2 separate regions of the Homo sapiens genome follow, and region 1 is linked to region 2. Evidence: read pairs that join two places in POLR2A ChIA-PET (ENCODE). Cell type or tissue: OCI-LY7. All regions are shown on one strand. Each heading gives the region's core, and the rest is flanking DNA. Links, peaks and the distances in the headings are about the cores only. Region 1 overlaps SPOCK1 (SPARC (osteonectin), cwcv and kazal like domains proteoglycan 1). Region 2 holds the start of LOC105379192 (a long non-coding RNA gene).

What was found. ChIA-PET counts read pairs that join two places held together with the same protein. Peaks named below come from ENCODE experiments on the same cell type or tissue, not always from the same donor. Only the 100,000 strongest peaks of a DNase experiment are listed, where the experiment ranks them.
Region 1: POLR2A ChIA-PET joins it to region 2 with 12 read pairs; 2 of 35 experiments call an interaction of 5 or more read pairs at or near these places.

What each region holds. Positions count from the first base shown.
Region 1 is chr5:137,051,262-137,063,321 of GRCh38, forward strand. All of the region lies in intron 6 of SPOCK1 (SPARC (osteonectin), cwcv and kazal like domains proteoglycan 1), which reads right to left. Among named protein-coding and RNA genes, the nearest start is that of CTB-1I21.1, 320 kb to the left of the region's middle. In OCI-LY7, for the core only: no CTCF peak of the experiment used is centred there; no DNase peak of the experiment used is centred there.
Region 2 is chr5:137,119,090-137,131,149 of GRCh38, forward strand. All of the region lies in intron 4 of SPOCK1 (SPARC (osteonectin), cwcv and kazal like domains proteoglycan 1), which reads right to left. It overlaps LOC105379192 (a long non-coding RNA gene), which reads left to right and starts at 9,108. Exons shown (of 2, transcript NR_134246.1): 1 at 9,108-9,171; 2 at 11,601-11,880. In OCI-LY7, for the core only: no CTCF peak of the experiment used is centred there; a DNase peak (open chromatin) is centred at 5,712.

The DNA of each region.
Region 1 (12,060 bases), core at 1,068-9,067, 68 kb before region 2:
GCAATCTACGAATGGGTCCTCAAAAAATCTTTCCCAAACATGAGGTATGATAGCAGAGAAAAGAAAACAGGGCATGTCTTACAGAGTAAGGGCGCTGCCTGGTGAAAGCTTTGGGTATTGGCTTACTGTAGAAATGATTTCTTCCTGTTTGAATGCCACTGGCCTTATGCATCAAACATGAAAAATTCAAGCCATGACAGAACAAAATAGAAACATAGGTGAAATTTTATCTGGTCTCAGAGTAAGACAGAGATTTATAAACACATATCAATGCCAGAAATTCTAAACAAAAAGAATGATGGACCTGACTGGATAAAAACCTCAAAATCTTAGTTCATCAGAAACCACTGTTAAAAACAAATGACATATTGGGGGAAAAGTGAACTACATATGAAGAATTCATATCAAATTAAGGATATAAAAGAATAACCTGAGAAACTATTGAGAAAAAAAATCAGCATCCTAAAAGGGAAATCATAAAGGATATAGGGCATTTTAAAAATAATTACAAATAGCATACACGCACACATACACACCTTTAACCTCCAGTATGATCAAAGAAGTAAGAAATCAAAATGTGTAGGAGTCAGATAATTGTCTCCCAAGACCCATTCTTCTGCCTAGTAATGAGAACCTTGATTTTCTGCTGGCTTACTGCTTTTGACCTGAAAACTCTGTACTCCCCAGCATCTAGGTAGGACCATGCGTGACTGTACTCAGACTAAATTCAGACTGAGATGGCCATTGAGATGTAAGCAGAACTGTATCCAAATTCACAGAGGTCTGCTCAAAAGAAAGGGGTGCCCTTCTTTGCTCTTCAATTTTTCCCACTGACTGGACTAAAGCTGGAATGGCTGGAGCTCTAGCAGACATCTTGGACCATGAGGCAGACTTGTTTGAGCAACAAGAGTGGAGCCTGGTTCCCTTATGATTGAGGTTGCCTCATACAAGCCCTGGACTTCCTACCACTTGACTCATTTTATGTGAAAATGAAATACACCCTCTTTTGTTTAAACCACTGTTATTTAGGTTCAGGAGTGTCAGTCACCTACCGTTAAACTAAATCCCTGCTAAGAAAGCTACCTTTTTCTTAACCCACAAAGTGGAAAAATTCTTTTAAAAATTATAGTATCCAAAAATGACAGTGGTCCTCTGACTAGGCATTCCTACACATCACTTGTGGCACATCTTTTCTGAAAGAATTTCTGCTAGTATGTAACAGAAGACTTACAGTATACAAGCCATTTTACCCAGAAATTCTACTTCTAAAAATGCATCCTATGAAAATAATTAAGGTGTGTGCAAAATTAATATACATTGTTGTTCATAAAATCAGTATTTATAACTATAAATTAGAGAAGCTAAATGTTCAATAATAAAGGACTAGTTACAATAATTATAGTACTTTTATAGAATTGAACACCATGCAGCCATTAAAAATCAGTTTTTAAAAGAATAATTGATGATATGGGAATATAATTAAGTATTATTAAGCTAATAGTAAAGATTTTTAAATAGTATTTTATTATATTCAGTTTGGGAGGCTGGGTAATTTTAAAAATTTATTCTTTGTATTTTGCAGTATTTTTAAGTGTTCTATAATAAATATGTATAACTCCTATTTTTTTTTAATGCTCATTTTAAATGAGCCTATGTCTCCTGTCTTCCATCACATAACTGTCTTCTCCAGTTAGGTGGTTTCTTCTGTCCAACTGCAGGCACAGGGTGTTCTGGTCCAGCATGCCTTGTTGGCTGGTACCATGGGACAATTTTTCTGCTCCCTTTTCTGTCTTTCCAAGGCATGAGGAACACATGATTTATAACCATAGGTCAAATATTCCCTCTCCAGGACATTCTAAGCCCTTTAGCTAATTCTAGGAACTACATGCTCCTGAGACAAGAAGCATGACCTCTGAGCCACACTGTGATGTCCCTTAGCTGCTGCTCAGGGACAAGGAGGCAACAAACCAAGGTGCACAGGGCGCCAGAGGGCAAAGTAGTCAGTTGTGGTTATCACAGAAAGCCAATAAGGAAAGCCACCCAGAGAGTGTAGAGGCCAACTTGCATCAGAAGTCTTGGAGTAAACCAGAGATGGCTCCTGAGGCCATCTCTGGTCTCCTCCTCCCCTAGATACCAAGTTGCCATTGTTCCTGGCACCTTGACAACTTCTGACCTTGCACCAATATTGCCTGTAAAAAGGATGTGCTCTATCTCCATTAGAAAATGTGTTTAGCTGCAAATAAGAAAGCTTAGTTAACAGTGGCATAAATTCATGGGGATTTACTTTGTGACACAAGAAATCAGAAGAAAGGCAGTCACAATGTTGCTTCAGCTACTCCATAGTGCCACTGGGGACCCAGGTTCTTTCTGGGCTTCGGCTCAGTCATCCTTAATGGGTGGGGGGTGGGTCTGAAGCTTTAGGCTTGGCATCTTGTGGCTACAAAAGGGCTGCTGCAGCTCCACTCACACCTCTGCAAGGATAAAACACAGCACAAGCTCTGCCTGTCCCTGTTTGTTATAAAAGCAAAAGCTTTCTTAGAAATCTCTAGAAGACTTTACTTGCATTTCACGGGCCAGAACTGAATCACAGGGCCACATCCTCAGCTGGAAGAGACTGGGAAAATAAGAATGCAGGTGAGCTTATTCTTCCTCAAAGAAAACCAGAATCAAATGGCTATGGGCTAGACAACTAACAGTGTCTCTGCTACATGTCTACAAGACTAATTCTAGAATTCCAAGGTCTTTTGGAAGGCTGGTATTGTCAAATTGTACAAAGAGCAGATCCATGTCTGTGTGTATGTGTGTGTGCATGCGCATGCACACACATTAAAAAAGGAAGGAAAATGGTATACATTGAGCACCTTTTAGAACCAGCCACTTTCATAATTATCTCAATTAATTTGTTTCATTCTAATAACCTCACAAGATAGGCCTATCTATCTGTTTTTACAGATGAGAAAACTGAGACTCAGAGAAGTTAAGTAGCTTGCCCAAAGCCACATAGCTAGCAAGTTCTGGGGCTAGAATTCAACTTTACAATTGCCTGGTTCCACAGGCAATGCATTTTCTAGTGTATAAGACTCCCTCTCAACAAGTCTTATCATATATAATTGAAGGCAAATAATAGACAAGTGCAAACAAGTTTGCCTAAACCTTGAAGATACAGAGTTAGGCTCATGGAAGGTCAGGGGGACAGGAGTCTTCCTGTACAAGACAGAAAGCAAAGGCAGCACATGTGGCAGAGGCCACACTGTGATGTCCCTTAGCTGCTGCTCATGGGACAAGGAGGCAACAAACCAGGTGCACAGGGCCCCAGAGGACAAAGGAGTCAGTGTGGTTATCACAGAACGCCAACAAGGAAAGCCACCCAGAGAATTTAGAGGCCAACTTGAATCAGAAGTCTTGGAGTAAACCAAGAAGGAGGTCAGTCTCTGCCATATGGAGAATAAACAACTCATAATAGGAAGCAGAAATGCACTAATTTAATCTAGATATTTATTAAGTATTGCTCTAATTAAATTTGTAACAGACATATTACAAATTAATATTTACACTTAGTGGTGACCATACATTCGACAGATCCTATGCTGGGGATATAAAGATAAATTAGACATAATCCCTGCTTTCTAGAAGGTCACAATCTAATGAGTTTACAGTGCCAGTACATAAGGTCCAAAATGTAATAGAATCACTTGTATTTTTAAATAGGTTTCCTTGTTTCAACCACATGAAATGAAACCTAGTTCTTCTGACCACAGAGACCACAATGGTAGTATGTCAAAATTATAGAAACGTACTCAGCAATAAAAATTATTGGAGTCCTGGACTTATAAACTCTGCTCTATAAAGACATGGAAAACAGCTCAGCTCGACACAATTATTACCCTGAGACATAAGTGAGCTCCATATGCAGACCCATGAGCAACACACTGTGGTTGTATCTGGTCCTAAGAGTTCTTGTTATCCCACTTAAGGGAGAAAGAGCATAGGACCTGGGCACAGAACAGGCACTTAATAAATGCCAGCTGGCTGGATGGACAGCTGAATGGATGAAGATACATTACTCATTACCAACAGACCCAGTCACTGTCCTCAATTTTAGGGCAAAAAAAACCCTCTGGGGGTATTGTTTTAAGCTTTAAATTTTAAATATAGCTCAGAGGCCTTGAGAAGCAAGGTACACGAAGTAACAGATCTGTGTTATTTTAACTCACTATGCTTTCCCCAAGTAGGCAAGTTTCCTCTTGGGCACAATGGTAATCAGATATTAAGCCAACTATTTCACAACACAGAACTATGTATAATTCTTATAACAGGAGCTCTTCACTCAAAAGAGAACAAATGCTTGTAATCTCCAGATACTCCCTCCTCTGGCTATAAATGTTCTGTGTTCTCACAAGGGCACAAGGAAACACTAAACAGAATGTTCTATACCACAGGATGCTACACCTCTGTCATCAAGGCAAAAATACTTGCTTCTTGAGACACCTTGAGCCCTTCTCTCTAGTCAGGGAGGTGGGCTGTAGGGAAAGAACAGACTGCCTGAGCTTGCTTCTGATGATGGCATCTTCCCAGTGCAGAGGAGCCAGAAACGCACAGCAGTTACCTGTTAGCCTGAGGTCGTGCCCCAGAATGACCCATGTAGGGAAGTACATAGACAAGTACCTTCAGGTGGAGGAACCTGCCTCTTTGACTTCGGGACCTAAGTCACCTACAAAACCCAACTTTTCCAAGGGCTGGGACCACCAAAATCTCAAGTACATAAATGTGCCTGGAAAACAGTAAGACCCTATACATTTCCTCAGTTACTTCATTCCACAAATGATTGAAGTCAGTCTAATCTGTGCCATGCACTGTCCTGGGCATGGTACACACAGCAGCCAACAGGCTGTAGGAAAAGCTGGAGCTGAAGACCCTGGTGGACAAGACAGGCTGGCAGGTGTGAATCACAGACAGAAGTCTGGCAGGTGAGGGGACGCTGTTGCAGCTACACAACCATGTGGGGGTGGGGGACAGGGGGTCTATGGGAAGTACAGATGCCAGATCCTGGAGGCTGGGGAGAACCAGCAGTATCCTACCCTAAAGGAACCAGGTCATAGACTGAGATCTGGATTTAGATGAGGTCAAGGGAGTAAGGGGACATGATGCCGTCCACTCCAAGCTACTGTCCTGGAGTGCAAAAACTCCCTGGTGACTGGCCTGGCTTAGGATATAATATCCTAAATTCTAAGATTTTGGGAGATACAGGGAGAGAGATTTAGGCCTCTTCAGCCTCTGTAATACTTCTCAGGGGTAGTTCCATAGGATTAGTAGCCCTCATAAAAAAGGACTTTTATTTTTTTTTTTAACTTAGTTTTTTTGCAAGTCATTTTCCGGAGTATTTCTTGGCTGCGGCTATGATCACATCTGTTTTTGAGTGAAGCCCAGGAGATCTACTTGGTTGACAGCCTCACTCCACTTCCACACATGACTTGGTGGCAACAGCCATTTAGCAGACTCAAGCTTGGACCAAACATAGTAAGGCCAAGGAGTCCAGAGTAAATTGGTGCTCTCTTGGCTAGGATGAGAGGAGACAGGCACATGTAACTACCTTCTTGAGACCCTCCCCCCACCACCGACTGCTATGCAACAGGTGGGCTAGGTTTGTTCATTCAAGATCCTTCTACATGGTAAAATTTACGCAAGTATGAAGGACCTGCCTCCAGGAAGACCTGCTACTACATCACTGGGAAACTTGAAAGCAGGGCTTCCCACATTATGCAGACCCTATGGTCTCCTCTCTACTAATATCACTGTTCCTCACCCTCCCAGTACTTCCCCTAAATTGTTCTGAAGTTATTGCTGCTTTAAGCTCATTCTAAGCCTTGAAATAATAAGATTCATAACCAGATCTCCTACTGTGTCAGCAGGTCTTTTCTCTTGCCATAGAGCGCTGCTCACTCTTTTCAAGCAGGAGGGCCTTAGAGGTGACCTTTCTGGGACTAGGAGAGGAACACAGGGTTTTACTCTAATTACTTCTTTGTGATTTGAACACATCTCAGTTCCCTCTTTTACTTCAGTCTCTTCAGAATAAGGAGAGAGCTGGATGGTTGTTTGTGTTTTGGTTGCAGCTCTAACCAACCTGAACATCTATCACTATACATTCAACCAACTATTGATTCTGAGCTTTATCTGGCATCATTATATATTCCTCAAGTTAAATTATCAAAGTGACATTCCTGCTTTATATGTAATTGCCACTTTGGGTTTTCAAACAGAGAATCATCATCATTGATATGACAATGATGATAAAAGTTATATTTTGTGAACTGTAACTCTACTTTTATAGCTAAAATTGAGCTCATTTGATTCTTACTACACCTGTTGGACTGGGGCCACACCTTTCTTTGCTCTCTGCCCTGTCAAAGGCCTAGCTCCCAATACACCACTTGGATCTAGGAAAGAGGCCTACCAACATTTCACTAAGCAGTCTGCTTTGTGGGGTGGAAGCCACTTACTTTCGTCTGGTGATAATTTCAATTTATTTTTTATTGTAATGCTGTCTTTTCTTTTCACAGTAATGGATAGCAGGGCAATGGAAGAACAGTCAACCTCAGGACAGATTACAAATGAATTTTTATCTTTAAGAGCTAGGTTGGAAACTTGTAGCTATCAGAAAAGCATAATATGGTGATGAACAATGAGCCCATGCCAGTGTTTTGATAAACTTCAGAGAGCTAAGCCTGCTTGAGAAAAAGACAGGAGAAAATGTGTGAGGACATTAATTCTTTCACTTTGGAAAAATCCCATCAGTGAAGGCTGTGATCTCGTAAAGGGCTATATTCTCTGAGTACCGAAAGCATGGGAAAATTTAGCTTAAAGTGTGCGGATGGACACGTGTGGAAGAGTGGGGTGTGCACTTTTTCTTTTTTCAAAGGAAGCCCGACCTTTCAGTGGACATTGAATTTAGGTTAAGAACACAGTATAATGTAAGGGTAAGAGCACAAGTTCCAGAAAAGGTTTCAGATCCCTGTTCTGTCATCTATTATCTGTGTGGCCTTAGGCAAGGTACTGAACAGATCCAAATCTCAAATTTTCTCACCAGCAAAGGAGATAACATTATTTGGCTGTTAGGGGGATTAAACATATGTATAAAGTGCTTAGCACAATTCACAAATTAAGCACTTTATACAGACTATCTTGTGCCATAAATCATCTGTTTACTATTTTAAACATTGTATATTATGGTACATATGTACAATGGACAACATTTTAAAAAGAATGAAGTAGATTCATTTGACATTTGTCAGTCATTGAAAATCTAGACAAAAAGACTTCCTGTAACTTCCATTCTACTTGGGCAAGATAGACAATAAAGAAAAAAGGTAAGCAAACGAATATATTAGAAGGTGATAAATGATACAGAGAAAAATAAATAGGAGAAGGTAGGTAGGAAGTTCAGGGGAAGGTTTCCTGAGAAGGTGACATTTGTGCAAAGATTTAAAGAGGTGGTTGACGGAGTGGCCCCATGGATGTCTGGGGAAGAGGGTCCTGGCCTAGGAGATGGTCAGTGCCAAGCCCTGAGGCAGTGGTGAGAAGGGCACATTTGAGGAGCTCCAGGGAGACCTGTGTGCCTGGAGCTGAGCACACAAGGATCAGAGCAGCAAAAGATGGGGACAGACACGTAACAGAGGACCAGAGCATGTTGCCTTGCAGGTCACTGAAAGGACTTTAACTTTTCCTCTTAATCTTAACAAGATGGAGTGTCTTGAACAGGGGACTACATAATCTGATTTACATTTTACAGAATCAGCTGGACTACCATGTGCAAAAAAAAGAAGGTAAGGACCAGGAGATCAATTAGGAAGCTATTATAATACAAGACAAGGATGTCTTAAAGTTTGATTTTAGACATTAAGCTTGATATGCCTAGGGGCATCCAAGTGGAAATGCTAAGTAGTCATTACATATTTAAGTCTGGAGTTCAAGGAAGCAGGCAGGTTAGCTGGTGACAGACAGGCAAATACACACATATCTAGATAGGTCTACATGTACTTACGTGAAAATATATGTATGATATATAAAAGGCAGGGTGCAAAACATTATGTAGAATATAATCCCAATTATGGATGAGTAAAGTTAAAAAATTATTATATGCATATAGAAATAATTGAAGGTAAATGCAAAATAAATAAATAACCAAACTGGGATGATGGATTAAAGACTTAAATGCGAAACCTAAAACTATAAAACCTCTTCAAGAAAACCTAGGAAATGCCATTCTAGACATAGACCTTGGCAAAGATTTTATGACAAAGATGCCAAAAGCAATTGCAACAAAAACAAAAATTGACAAATGGGACCTCATTAAACTAAAGAGCTTCTGCATAGCAAAAGAGAGTAAATAGACATCAACAGAGTAAATACACAACCCACAGAATGGGAGAAAATATTTGCAAATTATGCATCTGACAAAGGTCTGATAGCCAGAATCTATAAGGAACTTAAATTAACAAGTAAAAAACAAACAACTCCCTTAAAAAGTGGGCAAGGGACATGAACATTTTTCAAAAGAAAACATATACATGGCCAACAAGCATATGAAAAAATGCTCAACATCACTAATCATTAGAGAAACATATCAAAACGACAATGAAATAGCATCTCACATGATTCAGAATGGCTATTATTAAAAAGTCAAAAAATAACAGATGCTGGCAAGGCTGCAGAGAAAAGGGAACACTTATATACTGCTGATGGGACTGTAAATTAGTTCAGCCACTGTGGAAAGCTATTTGGCAATTTCTCAAAGGATTTAAAAGAGAACTACCATTTGACCCAACAATCCCATTATTGGGTATTTACCCAAAGGAATATAAATTGTTCTACCATAAAGACACCTGCATACGTCTGTTCATCACAGCACTATTCACAATAGCAAAGACATGCAATCAACCTAAAAGCCCATCAGTGGTAAACTGCATAAATAAAATGTGGTACACATGTACCATAGAATACTACATAGCCATAAAAAAGAGTGAGATCATATCCTTTGCAGCAACATGGATGGAGCTGGAGGCCATTATCCTAAGCAAACTCATGCAAGAACAGAAAACCAAACACTGCATCATCCTACTTATAAATGGGAGCTAAACACTGAGTATACATGGACACAAAGAAGGGAACACTAGATACCAGGGCCTACCTGAGGGTTGAGTGTGGGAGGAGGGTGAGGATCAAAAAATTACCGATTGGGTATGCTTATTATCTGGGAAATGAAATAATCTGTACACCAAACCCTCATGACATGCAATTTATCTATAGAACCAACCTGCACTTATACCCCTAAAACTAAAAGTTAAAATAAAAAGAATGTATGTTAATTTTGTACATAAAAAAAAAAACAGTAAGTGCAGGATAAGAGTGCTGTCTGGGCAAACTATCAAAGCCATTAATTTCTAGCACAAACCTCTATCCCGTTCACTGAACTCTGGTTCCGACCGCAGCTACCCTTTGCCTCAGCTTATCCTTCTTTCTCTGTTCACCTTTAGCTTTCCCCAATCACTTGCTATCAAATAGACTTCAGAGGACCAGGAAAACCTGTGGTGCACTTTCCCAGAGTTGAACTCACAGAAGAGGAAGAATCTGAGATCAAAGTCAAAGTCAGCAGTTACCTCAGAGTCCTGACAAATGAATTTTTCTTCTTTGATGCAGTTGCCAATTTAATTCTCAAGCATTTTTTTAAGGTCATGACATTTAGAATAACAAGGCCCTAAAAAATATTCCTTTATGTGCTTAATTTCTGACCCAAATGTAGTACTGAATGACAAGTGAATGAAGCTGAATATGTATCGAAAGGTTAGTATAAACTGCTTTTAAATTCCAAGTTTGCAAGCCCAAGGCTTTCACTCTCTTACACAACGGGCATTAAACAAAAATGTTCTTTCCTGGATGCAAAGATAAATCTCTATTTTTCTAGGAGCCTCTGCAGCAGGATTCTTTCAGGAATTTTCCATTGAGACATTACAGCTAGGAGGAACTCCTTACCCCATTCCCTTTTTCACCGCCTCCTGTTCCCTTTTATCCACGTTTCCAGCTCCACTTGTGATAAGTAATGGAATTGGACAACCGTCTGTCAACCCAAGACAGTTTCCCCCAGAATCTAGCCCTCGGGTTGAAAACACCGTTTGAGAAAAGAAAATCACTGTAGACTATTTTTCTACTGTTCTAAATAGCTCAGCTGGAGGGAAGTTGTTATTTCCTCTTTAGCATGCCCTGTTGGAAAAACTTGCAGTTCTCTTTCCTCCCCTCCTGCACCAAACCTGCCCCCATCCTGCTCCTACCTCCCAGCTCATGTCAGGCCAGGAAGTGGGTAACAGTTCCACAGCCTTCTCCATAATTTCTTAGGCTGGAGCCACATCCCTTCTGATCTAATCTGTGCCAACAGAAGAAAAGAAGGAGCTGTCCTTGGAGAATGTTCTGTTTCCTCTTCTAGAGATAGAGTGGAGGGGGCGGGTGGGAGGGCGTCTGTAGGATGCCATTCTAAACCTTGCTGGTTTGGGAGTGTGGTGACATTCTCTGCCTGATGGTTAATACTGTAAGATGTGGGCAAGTGACTTCAGACCCAGGAGAAATTAAATTTAACTCCCATCATACAGACCTGCCACCATCTTCAGGCTAAAGATGCTGCTGACTGTGACTGAGGATGTACCCACACGTGATAGGAACAAACTCACTAGACCCAGGGTCAGGTGAGCTGTCAGCTGATGGCACGCAAGGATCTTTTCTCAGTGAGCCTCCAGGGTTCTCTTCTGGTGAATGTGGACTGAATAAAGACCAGTGGTGGTCAAACTCTTCCCACAGGTGTAATCTAAGTGGTAACGTGTAAGAATGGAGTCACTCTGGAGGAGATCTGAGGCCCCACCCATTTGGCCTTCCCCTGGTCCGTATGGGGAAAGCTGTGGCACCTTGGAGGAACAGAGAAGACTCCTCAACATGGTGTGGATAAGTGAGACTCTTCTTGATCCAAAATCCTACAACCCTGCCAAGTCCTCACCTCGGGGAAGGGGAAGCTCCAAATCCCTTCTCAGATGAGGTGCAGGGAATGGGGCTGCTATGCTCAGGCCAGAAGGGAGTGGTTTATGTCCCTGAAACAGGGGAAGTAGGGCAGAGCAGGCAGATGCTCAGGTTCAGAAGGGGTGGAGTATGGGCTAGCTGAAAAATCTACCTTAAAGCCTCCACTTTTGAGAGACCTCTATTTCCTCTTGAGATTTTCAAGCATTATAAATAATAATAATAATAATAATAATAATAATAATAAAGACAGCACCTCAGACTTTCCTCATGGTTTTCACCGAGTACTGAAGAAAAAGCATCAGCAATGCCCTGGAGCTGAAGAATTCAGGTCAGAGCTAAAAAGTGACTTTGCTGACGGGGCTGACTGTTGGGTCCTAAAAAATACCAAGAGAAACTGGGAGAGACCTTTCCTGAAAAAAACAAAAAAATGCACAGAACCCCAGCCCAACGCAGAGATTTCAATTTCATCTCCCTCTTTTTAACTGTGTTTTCCTTTATTTGTTTTTTGTTTTTGTGGATAACCATTGCTTCATACTCTTGAGGCTGGACTGGCTTTATGGAGATGAGAGAGATAAGGCAATGAAGTCACCTGCCCTTGTCAGGAGGTAATTTAGAGATGTAGTAAGAAATATTCAGGGCCGGGCGCGGTGGCTCACGCCTGTAATCCCAGCACTTTGGGAGGCCGAGGCGGGTGGATCATGAGGTCAGGAGATCGAGACCATCCTGGCTAACAAGGTGAAACCCGTCTCTACTAAAAATACAAAAAATTAGCCGGGCGCGGTGGCGGGCGCCTGTAGTCCCAGCTACTCGGGAGGCTGAGGCAGGAGAATGGCGTGAACCCGGGAAGCGGAGCTTGCAGTGAGCCGAGATTGCGCCACTGCAGTCCGCAGTCCGGCCTGGGCGACAGAGCGAGACTCCATCTCAAAAAAAAAAAAAAAAAAGAAAGAAATATTCGGAAATTTTAAAAGATGGTCCCACCTTCCACCATCTCTTCAGGTTCCACCA
Region 2 (12,060 bases), core at 1,599-9,598:
TTGTTCTCTTATCACATCTCTAAGACAGAGACCTGTCAGCTCAAAGGGATGAAGAATCCACCAGAGAATGATCCCTCTCCAATAATAAGAGTCTTTGTTTCCTGGCACAGAAGGATTACATGCATTTTACTTTCATGTTACTATCAAATCGCCTATTCAAAAATAATGAATTTGTTTGCCAAATCAAAACTAATTGCTTCTAAAGCAGATAGTTAACATAGTGGCTATTTTGAACCAGAGACAAAATAATGAATGTTAATTGAAATGAAAAACATGTTAACCATTGAAATAATCTGTCATGTAAAACGATGCTATAATTCCTCTGTTGTTAGGGTTATTTGAGTCATTATACTAAGTCATAAAATTACACAGGAAGAGCATAATGGCCTGTGTCATTTACAAAAGCAGCTCTGATGAAAGAGACTCCCACGAGAGAGATTTTCCATCGTGGGGTATGTGGGCTCACGTGTCTCCCTCCTGTTCCAAATGAAGAAGATCCCAGACGTGAAAGCATGTCCAAAGAGTCCAGTTTTCCTAACAAGGCAAAGAGAACTGAAGAGAGTGACTCCTGTGTGCCTGAGGGTGTCCCAAGCACTACTGGGCACGCAATGGTGCAAAAGACTTGCTGTTTACAGAAGCTGAAATTTAAAAGGACAAATATGTAATAATAACAATAACAGCAGCTAAACATTTACTGAGCTGCCTTATAAGCGGCCTTATTATGCCACTGCTGCTACTACTGCTGTTACTACTACCCATAATAGCTCACATGTGTCCAGCTCCTTTAACATACCAGGCATTGTTTCAAGCCCTTTATTTGATCTGTCCATCTCCTCCTCTCAACATTCCCAAGAGGAAGAAAAGTCAAGGAAGAGCAAGAGAATCTGTTAGGGAGGTGGTGAGTTGGGGAGATTTCATGGGAAAGCAGACGTGGGGCAATGGGAAGGACCCATACCCACAAGATAAGCCCTCAGCATCAGGGTGGAGGGCATCCATTGATTCAAGCTGGGAGGTCAACCACAGGAATACCAGCACCTTTATGTGCTTCACCCCGTCTTGCTTGGCCCAGATAACGAGAGCCAGGGTCACCACACATCCAGGTCAAGACTTGCTCATATCAGGAGAGACAAGCAGGCCCCAGAAGAAGTAGAGAGCCATCATCCCAGGGCATGCTTTCCAAACCAGCCCCAAGCCAGGTTTCTTAAGCACCTTCAAAACTCCTAGGAAAAGTGCATATTTAAAAAGTCTTAGAGCATAATCAGGCCCACCAGAAGGATATGTGTCTGGTATGCATGCAATTCCAAAAGCATGAACATCTCTCTGGTGTACCCGAATGTTGAACTCTAGACTGTGGTTCATTTCAACTTGGGACTCCACGATGTACCTCTCACCTGGACTGCACAATGGCCAAGGCAGCTGAGGAGAATCTATTCTTCATAGATGAGAGGATTGAACAGCCTCAAATGAGAATTTCCAAAAACACTGCATGAGTAGGTGCAAATAAATTGAAAATGAGTAAAGAGGCACACACCAAATGTGTAACACACCCTCAAGAAAAGTAGGATTGAGGACATGAAACAGAACTGCTGCTTTGTTACTCTATATGCCTTTCTATTGCTCAATTCTCTTGCGACCATGTATCACTGATCTAAATTGTTCAAAATCTAAAAAGGAAATGCATTTTCAAAATTTCTAAAGAAATACATGCTGCTGGACTCACACCTGCCCGCCAGTCTCGCATTTCTACAGCAATGCTTAAAGAAACCAAAGTTGTCACAGTCAGAGAAAGATCTCCCAAGTGCAGGAAGGAGGCTGAAGAAAGGAGTTACCTAGATAAAATCTTCCTGACCAGTCCTCAAAAGTTCAGTGGAGATGAAGAGGTGAGATCAATCCTATCTGAATTAAATTTCCACCTTAATATTTTGAGGGCCTGTTTAAGCTAAGCTATCAAAGCTGAAGGTATAAACATTCCAAATGTGTTAGGATTCTACAGTCTTTACTTTTTCAACAAACACTTATTAATTACCTAGAATGAGCCAGAAATTGAGCAACAAATTCAAAGATACTGCTAGCACTGCATTAAATGTACGTCCCATAACATACATTAAATGGGATGATTATTAAACATAATGATCATATTTAATTTCTCTGAACAGCTAAATTTATTCAGAAAAGATGTTACCTTAACTGTTTTTGCTCTTATTCTTATTTTGAGACATTAAAGATCCACAGACTGATAACTTTTCCAACAAAATATTTATGTGGCAAGACATTTGCTATTAATTTCAGGAATCCCATGAGCCAGGCTATATTTAAATATGCCAGGAGCAAATTATGTGGCCAATGGGAAAACAGTAAGAAGAAAATGAACTTGCCAGATCACAATCCATATCTCTGGTGATTCACACACTTTGGAACATTACTTGAATCAACGTTTCCCTGTAAGTGAAACCAAATTTATATATAATATATTTAAATATATAATTTGTATTATTATATATTATATATAATATATTCTATATTACATAGAACATTATTCTTTATTACATATAGTGACATTAATTATATATAATATATAAAATTATATATTATATATTTGGTTTCCATATATATTTATAAAACAGGGATACCAGTATTCCTGGACATCATATAAGTGTGTGTGTATGTATTTTATATACATATATAAAATAGGGATACTAATATCCTTATTATCCCTATTAGTAGTATCCTTATTATCCCTATTATTATATTTTATAAATATTTGGTTTTAAATATATAATATATAATTATATATAATTATTAGTATATGTTATTATATGTCATAAATAATACTGTTATTATATAACAGTATTATATATGATTATATATATATATATGATGTCCAAGGATACTAGTCAAACCTACTTCCAGCATTAAACTCACAATATCCTCCATGTTTCCTGACCAGATCATGAAGACTAATAGGATGACGTGACCACGTAAAGTCTACTAACTGGTATGAGACTGCAGTCTGCACTTTCCATTAAGAGAGTGACAGAGCACACCCAGTAACACTAAGGGTATCTGTGAGGCAGACACCAGTGGGGTTTTACCTCAAAGTTCAGTTGTTGAACAAGCAAGGCCCCTGAGGCCTGCATGCAAAAGCAGTTATACACACACACACACACGCACACACACACACACACACACACAGAGGCACTCTCAGGCTCTGACTAAAATTCTGCTTTGCCAAGGAAAAGTGCCAAGCAGCAGTGTAATTGCAAGCTATTAGGGAAATGTAAACGAACAGTTGAGCTTTTTTTATTCCCTTAGGATAATAGTTAGTGATGCGCTCTGTTTTAAAAATCCATTTCTTACTAACAAGGGTCAGAAAAGAAATTGTTCCTTTTGTCCACTGACCTTTGGCATTTTGGTTTGATTTATTGTTTTGCTACTTTACTTTTTTCATTGGCCCATTAAAGAGAGGTCCATCTCTATCCCTGAGACCTTAGAGGAAATCTTTAGCAATGGACACACCAATTGGAAAAAAGCAAATACTCATCAAGCAAACCCACGGCTGAGAACTTCATTTGGTATCTCCTGCCTGAGCATTCATAATCCTCCTTCTTCACAGGAGGGGCCAGAGCAGCTGGGAAAGCACAGATTCCAGCTAATTGTAGGCTCAGGTGTGCATACAAAGGTTGGCACAAGCACATGTCATTCCACCATCAGCTTCGCTGTTCTAATCTTGGAAAACACTTGCTTACATTCCTTGAGGGCAATTAATTATCATGGGATGTGCCCATGGGAAAGAAAACACCTGTAATTGTTTTCTGGTCACCAGCAGCAAAGCCCCCTGTTCTGGGAGGGCTGGGTGTGATTGCCATTAAGAAGGAGCAAGTCAGTAAAATGAAGCAGAAGTGGCTTCAGGGACATGATGCCAGGACAGACACAGAGACAGGCTAGATCCTGATTGAGACATGGCATGTGAGGAGCTTAGGCTGAACACCATTCCCCATAAGACATTAGTGGTGGGTCATTCACAAAAGCGCTACAGGAGGCTGGTACAGCCAGATCCGCACCATTACTTATCCCCTGCTCAAGAAGTTTCTTCACAGTCAGTGTTGGAGGAGAGGAGACGGAGCCCCAGAGAAGCTCCTTCTCTCCTATGTGGCCCTGACTGGTAGGACATTTTCTGGATTGGTAGTCAAGAACTCTGGCTAGCTCCCCAGGCCTTGTGTTTTCTCCAGCACTTGTCTTCTGCTGGTATGCCCCATCCGTTCCCAAAGGTGAGCTCAAGTAGCAGCCCTCTCTGAGAAGGTCTCAGATAGCCTCCACCTCCACACACATTTGCCCCGTGTTCCCAGCCACTCAAACATAGCTGTTTATCACTGGCCACTTTGGGCAATACAGTTGGTACTCAACTGCCCCTCTTGTACAGACAAGATGCTCAAAATTGTGTCAGCACAGGGAGTAGTAAGCCAATGTGTCCCAATGCTATTCCACAGCAGAACCAGACAGAACCTATTCTACCTAGACCGTGTTGAAGTTATCAAGAAAAAGCCTTTTGACTCAACCTAAGGAAGATAACCCAAACATGACATAAGAGCTGTCCACACAGGAAAGCTACCTCAGAAAGTTGGTAGGCAGGCTCGCAATACTGCAAGAGTTCAAGCAGAAATCACCTAGAGGAAGGGGATGTTTCCATTTATTTAACCTTGTCATCACTGAACATCCTGAATCACACTGAACATCCCTGTATATAAACCTGTATGTGAATGTCTATTTACTTCCATGAGATAGATCCACAAAAATGGAATCAAAGAATCAAGGGGGTCAAAATACCCACCAGAAATGTTGCACCAATTTGTACCCCCAATGCCAGCACCCTGAAGGAGCACAACTTCATCACCCCAAGCCTCTGCTCTGCCTATTTCTACCAGGTATTGCTCTGAGAACCGCTCTGATGCAAAGGATTTGGAACCACCACCGAAGAACTGTAGGTAATCACAGAGCCATAAAGAACAACAAGCCAACTTTCCACGTACCACAAGACGAAGAAAATGGTGCAAGGAGAAACTGCTCAAGTTGGAGACCAGGTAGACTGGCAGGAAATCACATATTTCAATTAGTTTGCAGCATATTTCAATTAGTTTGCAGGTGTATCCTGGGCTCCCACATGGCAGAGAGCAGCAGCTGCAGGCCTGAGCCCCTCTCAGGGTTGAGCAGCTCACCACCCAGCCCCTCTTCTCTGTGCTTCTCCCCAGGACATAAAGCGAACCCCTGAGGATGCTGCCTGCTGCCTCCCCAGGCTTATTTCTGGCTGAGTGCGCAACACAGGCCTCAGGCAGCCCTGTTGCCTCCTATTCTGAAGGGCAACATGGGTGAATCCTGTGGACCAAGGGGAGAGGAATCAGACCTTAGAGAGAAGAGATTCTGGAGCCTACAAGCCTCATGGCTGAGGCAGTCCTTAAGGATAAACCTAGGCCAGGCATGGAAGAGCCTCAGGGCTCAGGACCAGTGAAGAGCCATGCAGGCCCTCATCGAGACAGTCAGCAGTGTGCACACTCAATACCTGTCTCTCTCCTTTTTTACTTCCTTAAGGCAGATCCAAGGCCATTCTGCAGCACTCTGAAGAACACAGAACTGCAGGTCTGAGAGACTCCTGGGGCCACTGGGATGGATGACATCCTCTCACCACCAAGGCCAAGCCTGCAGCTGCAGAGGAGAGCTGACTTTAGATGTGTGTAGTCACTTTGCACAAAGAGAGGAAGACAAAGAGAGAAGGCCCTAAATAAGCAGGCTACCAGGTCGGGCAGGGTGCAGAGTCTAGTTATGTTGCTCTTTCTCAAGAACAGGGCCACTTTCACAGCAGATTGACACATTACCTCCAGTTTCCCTGGGGAGTTTCATAGACACATTCTGAGTATTTTCTGTGTATCCAGGAATGTGGTAGGTTCTATGCAGCAAACAAAAGGAAATGGAATATACTCACTTCCCTCATGGTATTAATAGCACTAACTCTTACTGTAAGCATCACTTTGCAACTCGGCTGACCTAACACAGCTTCCATTAAGTGCACCAGCTTGGCCCTGTACCCCCAGCTCCTTTCTTGATTTAACTGATTCATTCATCCATTAAACGTGCCATGAACACCTGCAGTGTGCCAAGGCCTGAGCTAGGCACAAGGGATACAAGAGTGAACTAGTCATGCCCGCCTATGGCTGACACTCCAGAGGGAATCTGGGCATTGCAAGTGAGTGGTAAGAGCAAAACAAGCAGTGGAGTGTTCATTCAGCCAGTAGAGAAAGCAACAACTGCTGTAGATCAAATGTCTGTGTCTCCCCAAAAATCCATATATCAAAATCTTAACCTCTAAGATGATGGTATTAGGAGGTGGGGCCTTTGGCAGGGGTAATTAGGTCATTAACTCACCTCTCAAAGGGATTAGTGCCCTTATAAAAGAGACCACAGAGAGCTGGCTAGCTGTTCCCACAATGTGAGGACACAATGAAAAAATGTCCTAGTGAAAAGGGACTCTCACCAGACAGAGTCTGCCAGTGCCTTGACCTGGAACTTCCTAGCCTTCAGAACTATGAGAAATACATTTCTGTTGTTTATCAGGCAGTTTATGGTATTTTTGCATAGCAGCCCCAAACACGATAAGATGGAAAATTGGTACTGAGAAGTGGGGTGCTGCAGTGACAAGTACCTAAAAATGTAAAAGCAGCTTTGAAACAGGGCAATGGACAGAGGCTGGACGAGTCTGAATGTGCATGCTGGCAAGAGCCTAGATTGTCATGAAAGGATCTTTATGGCTATTCTGGTGAGCACCCAGAAAGAAAAGGAGAGAGCTATAGAGAAAGCTTTGATCGCCTTAGAGAATACCTAAGTAATCCTGAACACAATATTGGTAGAAATTGGATAGTAATATAGTTGGAATATCTGTCCCCTCCAAATCTCAAGTTTGATCCCCAGTGTTGCAGGTGGAGCCTAATGTAAGCTGTTTGGGTCATGGAGCAAATCCCTCATGAATGGCTGGCTGGGTGCCATTCTCACTGTAATAATTGAGTGTTGAGTTCTTGCTCTTTTCATGTCCATGAGAAATAATTGTTAAAAAGAGCCTGGGACCTCCCTCCTCTTTCTCTCTTGCTTTCACCCTTGCCATGTGATGCTGCTCCTCTTTGCCTTCCACCATGAGTGGATGCTTCCTGAAGTCCTCATCAGAAGCAGATGCTGCACCATGCTTCTTGTACAGCCTGCAGAACCATGAGCCAAATATATATCTTTTCTTTATAAATTACCCAGCCTCAGGTGTTCCTTCATAGCAACACAAACATATTAAGATAGCAAAGGCCATTCTGATGAGGACTCAGACATAAATGAGGAATATATTATTAGAAACTACAGGAGATCAGGCACAGTTGCTCACACCTATAATCCCAGCACTTTGGGAGGCCAAAGCGGGTGGATCACCTGAGGTCAGGAGTTCGAGACCAGCCTGTACAACATGGAGAAACTCCATCTCTACTAAAAATACAAAATTAGCCAGGCATGGTGGTGCATGCCTGTAATCCAAGCTACTCGGGAGGCTGAGGCAGGGGAATCACTTGAACCCAGGAGGCGGAGGCTGCAGTGAGCTGAGATCACACCAGTCTGGGCAACAAGAACGAAACTCCATCTCAAAAAATAAAGAAACTAGAGGAAAGGCCACTTTTGTTAGAAAGTTGTAAGAAAGAAACTTGGCTGAATTGTGTTCATGTCCTAGTGTCTGTGGAAGGTAGAACTTGCAAACAACTAAACTGGATATTTGGCTGAGGAAATATCAAAGCACAGTGTTCAAGAAGTGGCCTGGCTCCTCCTGATTGCTTACAGTAAAATGACTCAAAGATGAGATTGTTCATCAACAGGGAGGCAGAACTTAAGGATTTAGAAAGTTCTCAGCCTATTCATATTGTAAAGAATGAGAAAACATGATCTAGAGAGAATGCCAAGGGTGTGGTAAAGTGACAATGTATAAAGGAGATTAGTATGGGTCAGCCATCGCAACAGAAGCCAGGTGCTATTCAAGACAATGGTGAGATTAGTCAGTGACCTAAACAAAAGCCAAGAGCTATCATCAAAGACAAGGAAAGAGCAATTCAGAAATCATCAGGGCTGCTCTACCCATCACAGGCCCAGAGTACAAGAGCCACAGTGAGTACTATGAGGCCACCACAGAAAGACCACATTAGGGCAATGCCCACCTACTCCAGCAGCTCCATACCAGCAGAGCTACCAGTGTATGATTCCAGCCCAAGAGAGCTATGGTTGCAAGAACCAGAGACACTGTAGGGGGACAGGGCTGCCTGGAGCCATCAGGGGCCCAAACCCTGCTAGGCAAAGCCGTGGGGGCAACACAGCCATCTCAATGGGTCCAGAAGGTGAGACTCTCACTCCAGTGGGTCTGGCAGGCAGTACCCCTACCCCAGTGGGTCTGGAAGGGAGTAGCTCTGCCCAGTGGGCCTGAAGGGCAGAATATAAAGTCACAAAAGATTATTCTTGAATGTTAAAGTTTACTACTATTTGCCGTTTTGAAGTTTTGACTTACTTGGGGCCTGTTATCCCTTTCTTCTTTCCTATTTCTCTCTTTTGGGATGGGAATCCTATACCTATCCCACAATTATATTTTGGAACCACATAACATGTTGGTTTCACAGGTTCACAGCTGGAGAGCAATTTGCCTCAGGATGAACAGTATCTTGAATCTCATTCCTACTGGATTTAGATGATATTTAGATGAGAGTTTGGACTTAAGACTTTAAAGTTGATGTTGGAATGAATTAAGACGTTTATGGCTATTGAGATAGAATGAGTGTATTTTGCATATGAAAAGGACATGAATTTAATGGGCGTCAGAGGAAGAATGCTATGGACAATGTTTGTGTCTCCCCAAAATTACTATGTTGAAACCTAATCCCCAATGTGAGGGTATTTGGAGGTGAAGCCTTTGGACAGTAATTAGGTCATGAAAGTGGAGACCTCATGAATGGAATTGGTGACCTCATAAAAGAAGGCCCGTAGATATTCCTGGCTGCTTCTGCCATGTGAAAACACAGCAAAAAGACAGCTGTCTATGAAACAGGAAGTAGGTCCTCACCAGACACAGAATCTGCCAGTACCCTGACCTTGGATTTTCGAGCCTCCAGAACTGTAAGAAATAAATTTGTTTATAAGCTGCCCAGTCTATAGTATCGTCTTATAGCAACCCAAATGGACTAAGATAACAACTGACATTAAACCCAGAACATTAAAAATAGCAGGACGCTTTGCACATATGATCCTGAAAACCTCTGTGAGATTAGCAAGGATTGTTCCCCCATCTGATTGTTCCCTGAGGAACTAGAGGCTCAGATGAAAGACTAAATTTATTGAGTGCCTACTATGTACTGGTACTAAGCTCACTGCTTTCCTTATAAAAATACCATAATGTGGGGTTTAAAGTAATCATTTTAGAAGGAAATGGAGATTCGGTGCAGGAAGCAGCTTGAGGGCAGAGTGGCTCTTACACAGAAGATGGGTTTGGGGCAGCACTGCCCTGGTCCCCCAGCTGTGCCATTTAACAGGTGTCAACATTAAGCATGTCCCAATGGGTCTGAGCCAGTGTCCTCATATGCTCTTAAACACTAGTAAATACTAATAAACACTACTAAGTAATGCTCCTTATCTGAGTTCAACCCTCCCCCAACCCCAACTGTAGCTGGAAGTGCTTTCTTCCTTCTTAGAGCTTCCACTTTATTTCATGGGATTTTCTATCTTCTAGATTAGATTATACACATTCACATTCTTAACCTCCTCTACTAGTCTACAAGCTCAATGAGGATATCGTTAGGATTTCTAATGCACACAGAACCCTCTAGATTCTCTCAAGTGGTACAAAAGTCTGCTTTAAAGAACAAGAATTTAAGGAAATACAGTCCACCCTAAACCACACAATTCTATCACTCTCCAACTGAAAGCCACACAAAACATCCCATCATACCTGGTCTGAGAGCTGCGCATGTCCTCATGGTCTTCAGGGTGTTGCAGAATCTAGCCCTGCCTTTCTTTCCAGCCTCATGTATCCATACTCCTTCTTTCCTGAAGCACAGGCCTCCCCTTTCTCATTTTCTTTTGGACACCGAGCTCCTTCTCTTCTTCCCCGACATAGGGCCTTTGCAGAGGCTGTTCCCTCCACTGAGAACACTTCCTCTCCTCTCTGCCTTGCTGGTACCTACACCTTTGTAATTGCCTGATAGGTTCTTCTTGCCCGCTACACAGAGAAAACCAATTCACCAAGACTGTGATATTATAGTAGAAAAAGAGTTTAATGCGGAGCTAGCCAAGTGGTCAGACAGGAGTTTTCTTGCTCAAATCAGCCTCCCTGAGAATTCAGAGGCTAGGGATTTTATGGATAATTGGGTGGTCAGGGGCCTAAGGAATGGGTGCCACTGATTGGTGGGGGATAAAATCATAGGGCTGTGAAAAAGGGTCCTCATGTACTCAGTCCTCCTCTGGGTAGGGGCCACAGGACTGGTTGAGTTGTGAGTCCCAGGTCCAAGTGGAGTCAGTCAGGGGCTTGATGTGCAGGTCTGAAGATATCTCAAAAGATCAATCTTAGGTTCTACAATAGTGATGTTATCTATAGGAGCAATAGATAGAATAGGGAAAGTCACAAATCTTGTTACCTCTGGTCACATGACTCCTGAGCAGCAAGGAATCAGAGAAAGGCAAGCTGGTAGACAATGGCTGGTTATTGTTTAGCTACACCTACATTTTAGCCGAATTCAGACCCCTCCCATAATCCTAATCTTGTGGCTTTTCATTAGACTCACAAAGGTGGTTTTGGTCCCTGAGCAAGGAAAGGGATCATTTTAAAGAGGGAACTTCCCCTCCTTTCTTCCCCCCTCATCCTTCTTTCAAAGTTTAACTATAAACTAAGTTCTTCCCGTAGTTGGTTTGACCTGGGTCCAGGAATGAGTGAAGACAGCCAGCCTGTGAAGCTAGAGGCAAGATGGAGTCACCCATGCTAGACTTCCCTCGCTGTCATAACCTTTACAAAGGTGGTTTTACCTTTGCCCCCTGCAAAGGCCTTCACTGTTCAACCAATCTAAAGTGATTCTTAAACCACTCCACTCTTATCCTTCTTAATCTTACCACAGTTTATTAGATACTTATTTTTTTTCATCTGTCTCTTTCAATAGACTTTAATCTCCACAAGGGTAGACTATGCCCACTCATCATAAAACTCCAAACATATAACACAGTGTCTGGCAAATGGAAGGCACCCATAAGTATTTGTTGAATAAAGAAATTATCACAAACTCCAACTTAGTGGGATCTGAATTAATGATCCATAACCCACAATCACCAAAGCATGCACATGAGCAGTTTTCTGAGCTAGTCCTGCTGAAGCAACTACAGGAAGGACTCAAGCTCTAAAGCATTTCATCACTGTCACCATATTCAGAGATGGCCTCCCTGGTGCCTGCCAAGAGAAGGTATCTAGCTCCAGGCCACAGGGCCCCTTGTCACTTTGCTGTCTACTTGGGAATTCCTCACAGTGATGGAAAGTTTGAGCTGGGTCTCCTCCTTTCCTTCAGGTCAATGTCACTGTTCCGAAGCTAGACTTGCAGTTCACTGGGAAGCATGACACCACAGCACCTCCAGCTGTGGACGCATCATGGACAAGCCAGGCTGAGAGGAGAACTTCTCATTACTTGCAGCACAGCAACATTGGGTTCAATGTATGCCCATGAAAAACCTCATTTAAGAGAATGCCTTGGAAAGGTGCCAAGGTCCCCAAACTAATTAACTTTCATCTCTCCTGGCCCTCTGCACCCTCTCTCCATGAGGAACATTAAACATAGAACATCAGCTTGAGAACACTCTATTTAAAGCAAAAGTCCTTCTAAAGATAGCCTTGAACGTCCATCTAAATCATCCTAAGTCCATTTTCTGGCCCAGAATCCACAAGGCCAGCGCCCCCGATGGGCCCTACTATGGTGGCTTATATCCATAAAGAATGTCTTTCACGGTTCATTGGTTGGATTAATCTGATAT